3 separate regions of the Homo sapiens genome follow, and all the other regions are linked to region 3. A link is a contact called in ENCODE Hi-C or POLR2A ChIA-PET data. All regions are on one chromosome and are shown on one strand. The core of a region is the stretch at or near the end of the contact, and the rest is flanking DNA. Distances in the headings are between cores, read along the strand shown. Region 1 holds the start of F11R (F11 receptor). Region 2 holds the start of PEA15 (proliferation and apoptosis adaptor protein 15). Region 3 overlaps SLAMF1 (signaling lymphocytic activation molecule family member 1).

The links. A loop is a pair of places that touch in the nucleus more often than their neighbours do. ChIA-PET counts read pairs that join two places held with the same protein, here RNA polymerase II (POLR2A). Pooled maps may share reads with other maps.
Region 1: a loop to region 3 is called in a pooled map, with 2.9 times the contacts of the local background. The contact joins the promoter of F11R here to the enhancer-like site in region 3. A Hi-C loop is called at or near these places in 4 of 50 pooled maps. POLR2A ChIA-PET finds 5 or more read pairs at or near these places in 4 of 52 experiments (CD8-positive, alpha-beta T cell, GM10248, MCF 10A and 1 more).
Region 2: a loop to region 3 is called in a pooled map, with 3 times the contacts of the local background. The contact joins the promoter of PEA15 here to the enhancer-like site in region 3. A Hi-C loop is called at or near these places in 1 of 168 maps with a recorded cell type or tissue (Ramos), 2 of 37 single-sample maps with no recorded cell type and 4 of 50 pooled maps. POLR2A ChIA-PET finds 5 or more read pairs at or near these places in 1 of 52 experiments (OCI-LY7).

Annotation. Positions count from the first base shown.
Region 1 is chr1:161,019,160-161,023,288 of GRCh38, forward strand. F11R (F11 receptor) reads right to left here and starts at 1,993. Exons shown (of 10, transcript NM_016946.6): 1 at 1,851-1,993. The coding sequence starts at 1,914. RefSeq lists enhancers at 1,234-1,363, 1,374-1,423, 1,724-1,973, 2,126-2,723.
Region 2 is chr1:160,202,930-160,206,898 of GRCh38, forward strand. PEA15 (proliferation and apoptosis adaptor protein 15) reads left to right here and starts at 2,455. Exons shown (of 4, transcript NM_003768.5): 1 at 2,455-2,593. It overlaps PEA15-AS1 (PEA15 antisense RNA 1), which reads right to left. Exons shown (of 5, transcript NR_123725.1): 3 at 2,409-3,447; 4 at 2,142-2,205. RefSeq lists enhancers at 1,661-1,760, 2,111-2,160 and a silencer at 2,311-2,570.
Region 3 is chr1:160,622,657-160,626,579 of GRCh38, forward strand. It overlaps SLAMF1 (signaling lymphocytic activation molecule family member 1), which reads right to left. Exons shown (of 7, transcript NM_003037.5): 4 at 1,440-1,529. Among named protein-coding and RNA genes, the nearest start is that of SLAMF1, 22 kb to the right of the region's middle. RefSeq lists an enhancer at 2,089-2,218. Within about 2 kb of position 1,942, at least 5 of the 41 ENCODE cell types and tissues checked have a DNase peak (open chromatin) inside an H3K27ac peak, as active enhancers do; they include CD8-positive, alpha-beta T cell and OCI-LY7, where a contact is called at or near this core.

The sequences.
Region 1 (4,129 bases), core at 743-3,242, 400 kb after region 3:
AAAAACCTTTAGTACCAGAACCACATAACCAAAAATTGACTATGGGTGTCACTAGCAGTTCTAAAATACAGGCAGAAGTAAAATAGGCAAGGGGTAGGGAAAAAAGGGAAATTAAAGAAAAGGGAACTCAAAGAGTAGAAAAAAAGGAAGACATGGCCAGCCGCGGTGGCTCACACCTGTAATCCCAGCACGTTGGGAGGCCGAGGCGGGTGGATCACCTGAGAGCAGGAATTCAAGACCAGCCCGACCAACATGGTGAAACCCCATCTCTACTAAAAACAAAAAATTAGCCGGGCGTGATGGTGCATGCCTGTAATTCCAGCTACTCGGGAGGCTGAGGCAGGAGAATCGCTTAAACCCGGAAGGCGGAGGTTGCGGTGGGCCAAGATGGCACCATTGCACTCGAGCCTGGGCAACAAGCGAAACTCTAACTCAAAAAAAAAAAAAAAAAAAGAGGGAGACATGAATGAAGAAGCTAGTGGGAAAGTAAGTTTAAAGGTAAGTAAGACAGTAGATTCTGAAGCAGTATCCCAAACAGTTCTTGTGCTATAGGGTGCCTGAGATGCTGGATCAAAGAATGGAAAAAGGAAAAGCAAGTCAAGAGGGTTTGGTTCCATTCCCAGGTTCCACCCCTAACTCTATTGTCATTGAAGTCATTTCCCCTTTTGGACTTGTTTCCTTATCAGTAAAATAGAAAGAGGATGATATATGCCTCTGGTCCAATCTCTCCCAAGGGTTTATGTTGTGATAAGGTAGAAATGAGCAGTCAATCCATCTAAGGGCAGGGAATCTACATACACCAAACTGATTGTAATCATTCATTTAACACTTTCTAAAACAAGAACCTTGGGGGTGGGGGGAGACTCATGTAGAACACATACTGACACAACTACTCACACAACGACACGCACACTCAAGAATCAGATAAACACACAGGTACTGCCACAGGTTGACTAACGCACAAACCAACCGACTAAACGCTCAGCCCCACACAAACACATCTAGAGACAGAGGCATGCCCTAGCAAGTGAGCCTCATTGTTCCTCAGGAAAGGGAGTTTACAAAGGAAACAAAAACTCTCATACACAGCCAGAGGGAGGGCAGAGCTCTGGCTCTGATGAGAATCCAGCCAACCAACAGATACACTCTCCCCCTGGGAAGAGTCACTCAATCAACAACACGTATTAAGGACTCCTGAGGTAGTTATTCCATAAAGGAACTTCGCTGGAACCTCTGCTGCGCTTAGAGAAATTTCAGGTTTCTATTGCATTTCCTCTTTAGACTGTGCACCCAGACATTTTCCCAGAGCAACCGCCGCAATTCAAAGATTCAGAAGAGCCAGAGACTCCTTCAGCAAAAGCTAGGGGAAGAGACTTCCACCCCAGACCACCTCCATTTGATTTTCTTCGAAGACCGTTAAAGGAGCCAAGGCTCCCGGCTGCGCAGCGGGGTTCGTGGATGCTGGGTGGCCGTTGGAGGGGCAGGCTGGCCCTTCCCAGGTGCGTGTGGAGCGCGCGCTGGGTAGATGAGTGTGGAAGGGTCCTTGGCCCGACGGCCCTCTCCAGTGAGGACGAGGAGTGTACCTCTGGTGTGTGCAGATGGGTCAGCTCCCTCCTGGTGGCCGTGAGGGGTGCGGTCACAACTCACCAGTGTGGGGGAGGGGAGCCAGCCACTCACCCAGCTGTGAGAGTGGTGAAAGAGGGACCAGCCAGGGGTGGAAAAGATAATTCGCAGAACGATATAGGAAGGTTTCTGAGCTCCTCCCCTCCCGCGGGCTAGGGGCGTGGGGAGAGCCTTCCTCCAACCTCTGACCCGACCAACCGATTCCTCCCGAAACTCTGGGAACTTACACAACAGGATCGCCAATATGAAGAGGCACAACAGTTTCCTCTCGACTTGCGCCTTTGTCCCCATCGCGATCAGGCTCCCGACACAACAGCCGCCGAAGGACTCCTGGGAACAGACACAGCTCCGCGACTACAGCGAGGGGACTGAGAGCCAGCCGCCAGGTGGAACCCCGCCCGGCCCCGCCCTCCGCGCCTGATTGGCCAGCTCCCCACCCCTGCACGTTCCGATTGGTGTAAGGAACCGCTGCTCTTCAGAACGAGTCACCTCGGCCAGGTGTTACCCCGCCGCCACTCCCCGCCTCGGCGCACTGGCGCCTTTCCCCACAGGAGCTGCCTCAGATTGGCCCAGGAGACTGTCGCGTCAGGAGACGAATTCCGCACCTTCAGCAGGTGACGGCCCCCTGATTGGTTGGTGTTCCCGAAGTAGCGACTTCCTGACTGGCTGGGTTCTCAGTTGGAGCTAGAGGGCTGAGAAGTACCTCTAAGGAGGAAGTAGGAAAGGCAGTCGTGGTGTGGGATTTACGGAGACCGGCTTGGCTTGGGGTTTTGTGTTTGTTTGAATGTAAGTTGCTTGGTGCAACTGCACCTGCAGTTTGGTCCTGCAGAAACTTTGGTCCTGCCTCTTGGCAAGTAAAAAACAAATATTAATATGGGAGGGTAGGGGAGAAGACCCGGAGAGAAATGGAATGTTACTTTGGCACCACCTCCAAACTGTTCCTCTGTCCACCCCACCGGCTTTGAGAGATGAGCTACGCTGGGAGGAAGAAAGGGGAAAAAAAAGGGAAAGGGAGCACTCAACTGGAAAATGGGAGCCTGGGCAGTATAGTCCCAGCTACTTGGGAGGCTGAGGTGGGAGGATGGCTTGAGCCCGGAGGCGGAGGTTGCAGTGAGCCTAGATCGCGCCACTGAACTACAGCCTGGGCGACAGAGCCAGACCCTGTCTCAAAAAACAAACAACAACAACAAAAATTTAAAAACCCACAACAACACAACTTGGGAAGAGCAGAATTACGTTATCTCAAGAAGAAAGTTAAACAGATGTACACAAAACACACCCAGATGATACAAACTGAGCTGAACATGCTCTAGAAACATCTCTGGGTGACTGGATATGTCCTTTACACATATTTGATCTGTGAACAGGTCCCTACATTTCAGAATTGTTTGTTTTCTCACTGTGACTAATAGTTGTGTGCTGACTAAGCCACCTTTTTTCTATAGACAATGTTGATACTCAAACTTTCTGTTAATATTTATATTGCTACATCATTTTTAATTGAAATTCATGCTCAACACCTTTGCTAGTTGTAGTTTCTATTTTACGATGATTTAATTTTAACTGTACTAAGCATATGCAGACTGTGGGGAAAAAACTTCCTTAGCATTACCTCATTGCAAGGGAAAAGACCACATTTTTATCCAAAAGAATGATATTGTTTGACATTTTGCCTTTTTCACCTTTGCTCTCATTCCTTTGTCCCCATCTCTTTGGCCAAAGTTCTGCTTCTGGTTCCATTCAATTTAAACCACCTACTGGGTGCTTAATAGTCTTGGCCGGGTGCGTGGCACACGCCTATAATCCCAGCACTTTGGGAGGCCGAGGTGGGTGGATCACCTGAGGTCAGTCTGACTAACGTGGTGAAACCCTGTCTCTACTAAATACAAAAAAAATTAGCCGGGCGTGGTGGCACATGCCTGTAATCTGAGCTACTTGGGAGGCTGAGACAGGAAAATCGCTTGTACCTGGGAGGAGGAGGTTGCAGTGAGCTGAAATCGCGCCATTGCACTCCAGCCTGCTGGGCATCAAGAGCGAAACTCCGTCTCAAAAAAAAAAGAAAAGAAAAGAAAGAAATTTAAAGTCTTGGAGAAAGGTATATACACTGACAGCTGGGCTCTGTGACGTGTGCCTGTAATCCCAGCTACTCAGGAGGCTGAGGCAGGAGGGGAGGATCACTTAAGGCCAGGAGTTTGAAACCAACCAGGGCAACATAGGGAAAAGACTCTGTGTCTAAGAAATTTTATTTATTTATTTATTTTTGAGACGGAGTCTTGCTCTGTCGCCCAGGCTGTAGTGCAGTGGCGCGATCTCTGCTCACTGCAAGCTCCGCCTCCCGGGTTCACGCCATTCTCCTGCCTCAGCCTCCGGAGTAGCTGGGACTACAGGCGCCCGCCACCATGCCTGGCTAATTTTTTTTTGTATTTTTAGTAAGACGGGATTTCACCGTGTTAGCCAGGATGGTCTCAATCTCCTGACCTTGTGATCCGCCCGCCTCGGCCTCCCA
Region 2 (3,969 bases), core at 1,205-3,704, 420 kb before region 3:
AATAATTGGAGTGATGTTGGGAGAACATGGACCCAAGTGGTGGCCATGGGAATGGAGAGGAGATATTGTATACAATGGGGATCTCCCAGACCTGGGCCTGCTGGAGGTCTTGGCAAGAAGGACCCACAGTCTTTCCAGAATAGGCCCAGGCTGGGGTAAGCAAAAAGGAGTTTAGGGAGTTGGGGATGGGAGGGCCAAATAGCTAAATAAGCCCATAAATAATAAACATATACATATATAGTTTTGAGATGATGCCCATGAACAATAAACATTTTATATATATAATATATACAAATAGCTAAACAAGCCCATAAATAATAAACATTATATATATATTTTTGAGATGATGCCCATAAATAATAAACATTATATATATATACATATACATATATATGTGTGTGTATATATATATATTTTTTTCTTTTTTTTTTTTTTTTTTGAGATGGAGTCTCACTCTGTTGCCAGGTTGGAGTGCAGTGGTGAGATCTCGGTTCACTGCAACCTCCGACTCCCGGGTTCAAGAGATTCTCCTATCTCAGCCTCCCAGGTAACTGGGACTACAGGTGCCCACCACCACACTCAGCTAACTTTTTTGTAGTTTTAGTAGAGATGGGGTTTCACCATGTTGGTCAGGCTAGTCTTGAACTCCTGACCTCAGGTGATCCACCTGCCTCAGCCTCCCAAAGTGCTGGGATTACAGGCGTGAGCCACCACGCCAAGCCAACATTATATTTTTCATGGATCAGGTGTAAAGTTGTTGCTGAGAGACTTAGAGGATTTCTAAGTACGGAAAGATGAGACCTGAGATTAGATATATTTTCACTCTCCACAGACAAGTCCAGGAAGTGTTCCTAGAGAATGTGGCAGGGGTGTAGAAAGCAGAAACTATGTATTCATTCCAACTTGTAGCTATTTAATAAATGTTTAATAAGTAGTATGGGCACTAAGCTAGTCTTACAATAATATTGTGGAGCTTACTGTCTAGCATAGGTCAGTGGAAGGCCCCGGTCTAAATAATAGCTCCTATTTTTTAAGCACCCATCTGTGCCAGTCCCTAGAGACTTACTATTTCTGAATCTCAGAAGAACCCTCAGAAATAGACATTGGCACCCTGATCTGACCGGTGAGGACACTAAGGCTTTCAGGCATAACTTGCCCAAGGAATGGGTGGAACTAGCACGCAGCCCAAGGCCCCTGTGTCTTGTTGCCTCCAGACCTGAGCCTTTCACTTAGAAACTACATGAGTCTCAAAGATGGGTCAACGAAATAGTTTTTGTCCCTACAACACAGAGCAAACATGATATATACAAAGGCAAATGATTAGTGTGTGACAGGGAATGCTGGGGAGAGGAAACAGCAGAGAAATGCTATGAAACCCAGAGCAGCAGGAACTTGGGCCTCTTCTAGGAATGGTGTAGACCCAAGAAAGGAGGGGCTCGTTTGAGGTTTCTGGAGGAGTCTCTGCCAGGTAGGAACTGAGATGAGATGGGTGATCCTGGAAGTGGCACAAACACTGAGGGGAATCCCCCAACCTGGGCCTGCTGGAGTTCCTGGCAGGAAGGACCTACCCAGGGTCAGACTTCTTTCCAGGGCCAAACCCTGCCCAGAGCTGAGGCAAGACCCCTTAGGCTATAGAGATGGGGGTGAAAACAGATGCTTCTCCAATTCTTCCTTTCCTCTTTTCAGTCTGGCTGAGAATCTGGGGGAGGAAAGTCCCTGGGGTAGAGGGGAAGTGAGAGCTGCCACATTGGGCCTGGGCAGAGGGGCAGAGCTAGGAGATGGAGCTAAGTGTGGCTTTGCAAGTTGTCTATATTTGCATGCTGAGCTCACTGCTGCTCTTTTTCTCCCCAGAAAATAAAATTACATCATGGTAGGGGGAAGGCAGGAGTGGGGCATGTTTGGGAAAGGTGAGAGGCACGCAAGAGGGCCTGAAGGCATCATCCTGGAAAGAGAAGATCCAGGGCTCCTCAAGTCCCCATGTGGCCCCAACCCCTCACTCCCAATGTGGATAAGTCTGATCAGTCATTTTCCACTGCGCCCCTGACCCTTAAGGCAAGGCAAGAAGTTTTTACAAATATTAAAGCCAGCAGCTAAGAGAATCCAGCCCCCAAAGGCTTTCCAACCCCCTAAACCAAACCTACTCTGTGCCTCCCAGGGGTCCTAGGCACCGTGGTCATCCAAAGGTCAAAAGGGGAGGAGGGTGCCCTACTGGGTAAGAATTAAATATGAGAATTGTTTCGCAGTTCAGGGGGAAGAGACCGTCTCCGCTCCAGCCCTCCGCCCAATTCTGTCCCCCATCCTAGGAGTCTTCCAGAACCCCAGCCCCTCGGTCCCCCGCCCCCTCCTGCCTCTCCATCCCTCCCCCTCCTCCCGCCATTCCCCGCCCCCCGCCCCTCCCCGGCTCTGACATCACCGGCCAGCCGGGTGGAGTGAGCGGCGCTGGGCTCGGGCTCCGGCTCCGCGGGCGGAAGAGGCGGCGGCGGCGGCAGAAGCGGCGGCGGCGGCGGCGGGAGCCGAGGAGGAGGTTCCGGACGCTGCTTAGGAACCGGGGACTCAGGAGTGCCCGCGCCCTGAGCGCTCAGCTCCAGAGGCGGTGAGAGGGGCGGAGAGGAGACATGTCGCGGGGAAGGGGCAGATTTCGGGGTCTAGGCTTGGAGGGGCAACGATCTGGGACACCGGGGGCCAGACGGGGAGTGTGGGGACCCCGGACGAGTCCACTTTGTGTCAGGCCTCACGGGGTCCGTCCCTCGGTCGGTGCGTCCCGAGCGCCGAGCGTGTGCTGGAGGCGGCGTGGCTCCGGCCAGCCCGTTCCACGCTGAACGGCAGTTTGGGAGTCGGACCGGGGCCTGTGGATTAGGATGCAGCCTGCTTCCCGCCCAGCCGGCTCGGCCAGGCCAGCGCCCGCCCCTCCCTCCCCGCTCAGGCTTCGGACTCGCCTCCGCTGGCGGTCTCCCGGCCCAGCCCTGTCTCGGTTCCGCGGGCGGCTGGTACCATGTGCCCTCACCCCCAGCTCACTGCACCTGGGGAAGAGGTGGGCTTGGCGGAAAGCTTGTCCAGAGGGAAGGAGGAGCTGGGGGTGTAGAGAAGTGATGTATATCTAACGTAAAAACCCTTATTAATTTCATATAATCCGTGTCAAAACTGACAGGGAAACACGCACACCTATAAGGCACGCCAGCACACACAGTGACACACACCCATGTGACTTATACACATAGTCTAGCACACTCCAAATCACAAACGTCCCTGGACTACGCATCCGGCCGCCCACCACACCCCCACTCTGTGGGGTGGGGCATCCCATGAGGAGTCTTCTGAACTGCGGGCTCCAAGTCATCAGTCCGACAGGACAGCTGAGTGGACAGAAAGGGCCACTGTCCCCAAATCCATCCTGATTTTCTGGCAGCTTTTCCCAGCCCCATGGTTTCAGATTGTTCCTCTTTAAAACTGTGGGGAAAGATGGGAGAAAATCTTGGTCTCATTCCTCTAACACAAGGAGACAGGATTTTGCGGACTAATGAGGGTAGGGGCTTCTGGTGGCTTCTCTTCCTGGGTCCAGTTAGGGCTTAGCGTGCTGGGAGTGGCTAGTTTCTGGGTAAGAGTGGCCAAGGGATGGAGGAGGAGGGGGTGGAAGAAACGGAGAGGAAAAAGAATGGGTATGAGTCAGCCAAGAATGGAACCCAAGTCAGAGAGAGAATGAGAGGAATGTGTGTGAGAAGCAGACAGACATCTCCAGAGAGGTCTAGAGATAGTCAGGGAACCAGGGAGAGGGAGGAAGTGAGAGAAAGAGATGGTCAGAGAAGTGCAAACAGTGTTTGAGAGTGCACTAAACAAATTAGGGAGGATGAAGGTTGGGGGAGACCACTGGGAGTTAGGGAAAGTGGTACGTGTGTCTGGGCCCCAGGCTGTCAGAGCGATTAGCTTTAATTGCTCTTCCCTTTGTGGTTAAATACTCCATTGGGGAAATTG
Region 3 (3,923 bases), core at 692-3,191:
CCACCACAATACCATGAAGTACATAGTATTACCCCTGTTTTGCAGACGAGAAGTTAAGTCATTTGATCACACAGCTTGTCAGTAGCAAAATCTGCATCTGAATGTAAGTTTGTCTAATGCCTATACCCACATTCTTTATCAGTGTATTCTCCTGGACATGAAATTGCCAAAGAGTCATGAAATTGAAAAGCCTTCAGCGTCAGGCTGCATTCTGATGATTATAGCATTAGAAGCTGCCAATATAATTTCTTTAGCAAGGTTTTATGAAAGGTGCAGCAACTAAATATAAATTTTACCGCAAGTTTGAGGCAGTTTTGTGTGTTGCTAACTTACAAGGGACAAATGGTGAATGGGGTTGAGGTGAGGATGGGTATGTGTGTTGGGGAAGGTAGTGGGGAATTGTGGGATGGGGAGCACTATTCCCTTAGAGCACAACCATGTGATAAGCCAAGTGTGGTTGAGGAAAGAGTATGGCGTAGGATCCCAGCAATTTTACTAGGTAGGTTAATGTGGATAAGTTAAGTTCAGTTTTCTCATCCTGGGTCATCTCACTATTTCCTTATAGTATGAGCTAAATGTGATTGCCCTACCCCGAGCCCCATAGGCTGTCAACCTAATTTCTATCTGAATCACCCATCCCTCCTACCTGGCTAACTCTTAGATGGAGGAAATGAGACACAAGTAGGTCGCTGTGCTATGATCTAGATTTTTTTATATATGCAAAACCAACATCAGAGTGCTGAGGTAAGGGCTTTTCTAAGAAGGTTGTGTGTAGATGACACTGATCTACTTGAGAATGAAATCAGTCATCAGCTCAGTGTTATGAGGATCAAGTTCTATCCTTACCATGGGAAGGCAGCCGGGGCATCTCTCCTGGTCTTGGGTCAGGACATTTTGACTCCAGTATTGGTTGGTAGTAGTCAAGGTGGCTGAGGGGAGCACAATGCCCTGAGATATTGTATCATAGGGAAATTTGGAAGAGAGGACAGGGGATGGTACCTCTAGGCACTTCAACTGCAGGGGAATAATTGTGCCTTATTGGTTTCATTCTAACCCTGGTGACTTTTTGGATGAGATCCAATAATTTTCTGAATTCTGTTCCCAGTGAATACTCTTAAACCTCTTGTTCACTTCTTCAGCATCCTGTGTTTACCCTGATGGCAGTGCTAGTCACACTAAACTGAAATTATCTGAATAATGTCTCTCACATTAGAAACCTGTGGCTCTTCTATTTCTTTCCACAGCCTAGTAGAGGGGATCAAGACATGTTGAATTAGACTGAATTAAGCAAGGTCCCAGGATATGTTTATCTACTATTTTTGCAAAGGTGGCCCCATGCAGAAAGCCAGAGTTGTGAGAGCAAGTCCGAGCCTGTGGAGAGAGGTCCCCTGCTTACCACAGAGAGTGTGATAAGAATCTATTTATTGCCAGACACCTACCTCTTCTTCTCAACTGTAGTATTACCACCATGATGAGAATCATGATGACACCCCCTAACAGCCCAGCATACACTGCCCATGGTTTTGTTTCTGGAAAAAAAAAGAAGTCAAAGAGCAATCTCAAAAGTATTCTGAGCTTAAAAACATCTTACATGAAAGTGGGATAATGGAGCCTCATGTTCTATTTCTGCATTCTCTCCCAAGGGAGACGTTTGTTTTCATGGTTTTAGAGGTCAGCTTTAGACCACTGAAAATTTTTGTATCTGTTTTCTTATTCTAATTTCTCTCACTATACTTTCACATTCTTAATTTCATGAAGATTTTTCTATCCAAATGCTTTATTTTTAACTCAACTACCACATGTCTAACATTAAATTATCTTCATCTCTCCTAAGTCAATCTCTCTGCCCAGTTTCTCCATCTTAAGATTGCTAATGTGTCCTGTATCCATTTTGGGTAAAGAGAATATAATGGTTCCATGTGCCGTCCCTGTGAATTCACGCTATTCTCATGAGACACTGGGAGGAAGAAAGATCTACTTATCTTTTTTAAAAATAAACATAATAGTGCTATTGTTGTCCTTTCATGCAAATAACTGGGTTGAACCCAGCAGACCTGAACTGAAAGGAAAGTATTTAGTCTTTCCTCTAAATCATCTTCATGTTTAAAATTAGCCCGAGAACTAATCATCAAGGCTCAAAATCAGAGAGAAAACTTTTATTGTTTTCTCTCCTTTACCCACTTTATCAAATCCTTTTGAACTAGGAGCAACACTTTGACAAACAGTGAATGAGAATTATCACCCCCAGTAAACAAGACATGTAGCTCAATAAGATTATAATGAACAATTATTGAGCACTTGCAATGGGCCACATATTTTTAGTGCATCATGTGTACTAACATATTTAATCCTCACAATAATCTTACAAGGTAGGTACACTCATTATTCTCATTTTATGGAGAAGGAAAACAGCCTGGAGAACCTCAAGAACTAGAGCTTGGTTTAGTAGTAGAAATGTGGCTGAATACTAAAGACAGACTTCTTGGAGAGTTAGAGAGACTTATGGGCTTGGAAAAAGTTATACCGGGGTAATGAACAGTGGGGACCGAGCTGAAGCCCTAGGGTTCTAAGTAGAATATTCGCACTAAGGTTCTAAATAGAGTAACACCAGATGTTAACATTAATGTGTAAGGGAAACTTATAAGGATGATTGTGGAATAAGCCTGCTTGTTGTTGAACCTGTGAGGAATTTGTGGGGCAGAAATTGAAAGAAAAATAGTCGGGTTCCAAAGGAAAGAATCATGGTGGACACAATCAGATGTTTACAGAGTTGACCAAAGATACAGACAGTCTCAATGAATTCATAAAATGCAGCCTACAAGATCCAAAGGGGCCTCCAGCCTGATAGCTGGCAAGAAGTTGCCTTCTGGATTTGAAAAGATTCTTTTTCTCCTTAGGCCTTTCACACATCAAGTTAGCCCAAGGAATCTCACTGAACTGACTTTGCAAACACCTTGGTTATAGGTTCTATCCCCTAAATTAAATGTTTTAATTTTGCCAGATACCAACTTCAACAGTCTTATGCTCTGATTAAAAAAAAAAGTTAGGAGGCAGGCAGAGAGTTCTGAATTTGTATAAAGCATGACATTTTGAATCATTGCTGATGCTGGAGGAAGGAGCAGCTCCACTCTGAGTGACTTATGGTCACTGAGAACCCTCTGTGCAGGAGTGTGTGTGTGTGTGTGTGTGTGTGTGTGTATGTGTGTATGTGTGTGTTTGAGACAGATTGATTCATTCAAGGTTTATGATATCGACACTAGGAACCACTGGAGAAATCACTCTAATACTAGGATAAGAAGCAAAGCCAGTAGCCTGAACTTTGTGTTTCGTCAGCCTATGGAACTGATCCAGCAAACCATTATAGTAGCACTTACTATTTTGACTAGTTCCTCTTTCTTCTTCTATCATAGATACTTTGGGAACTTCCAATACAACAACTGATTTGAGAAGAAACACCCCCACCATTTATATCATTTTAAAAGATAATATTTCTTTCCAATTTCACTTGAGATTAAAAAAATAAAACCAACAGACAAAGTAGTACCTCTGAACTGGAAAATAAAAGACAAAACTGCACCAGTAATGCCTGGTGAGTCAGCCTCCTCTCCCTCGCGCCCGACGCCGGTTGCTCTGCTGCCCACCAACTCACAGAAACTAACGATGACTGGGTGCAGCACCAAGGCTTCAGGACATGACAACGCCGGCCCTCTCTATCTTTTCTAGGGTCTCTAGAGGATGAAAGCAATCTGCTACCTTTGTCCTATGACAAGCTTCTGCCAGTCCATCTAGATCTGAGAGACAAGTTGGCCATGGTCCTGAAAGATATTTCATAAACTCTAATTTTTTTCCTCATCTTTGGATACAAATATGAATCATAGACCTTTTTAACCTTAAGGGAACTATAGTATAGTGCTTATTTCACC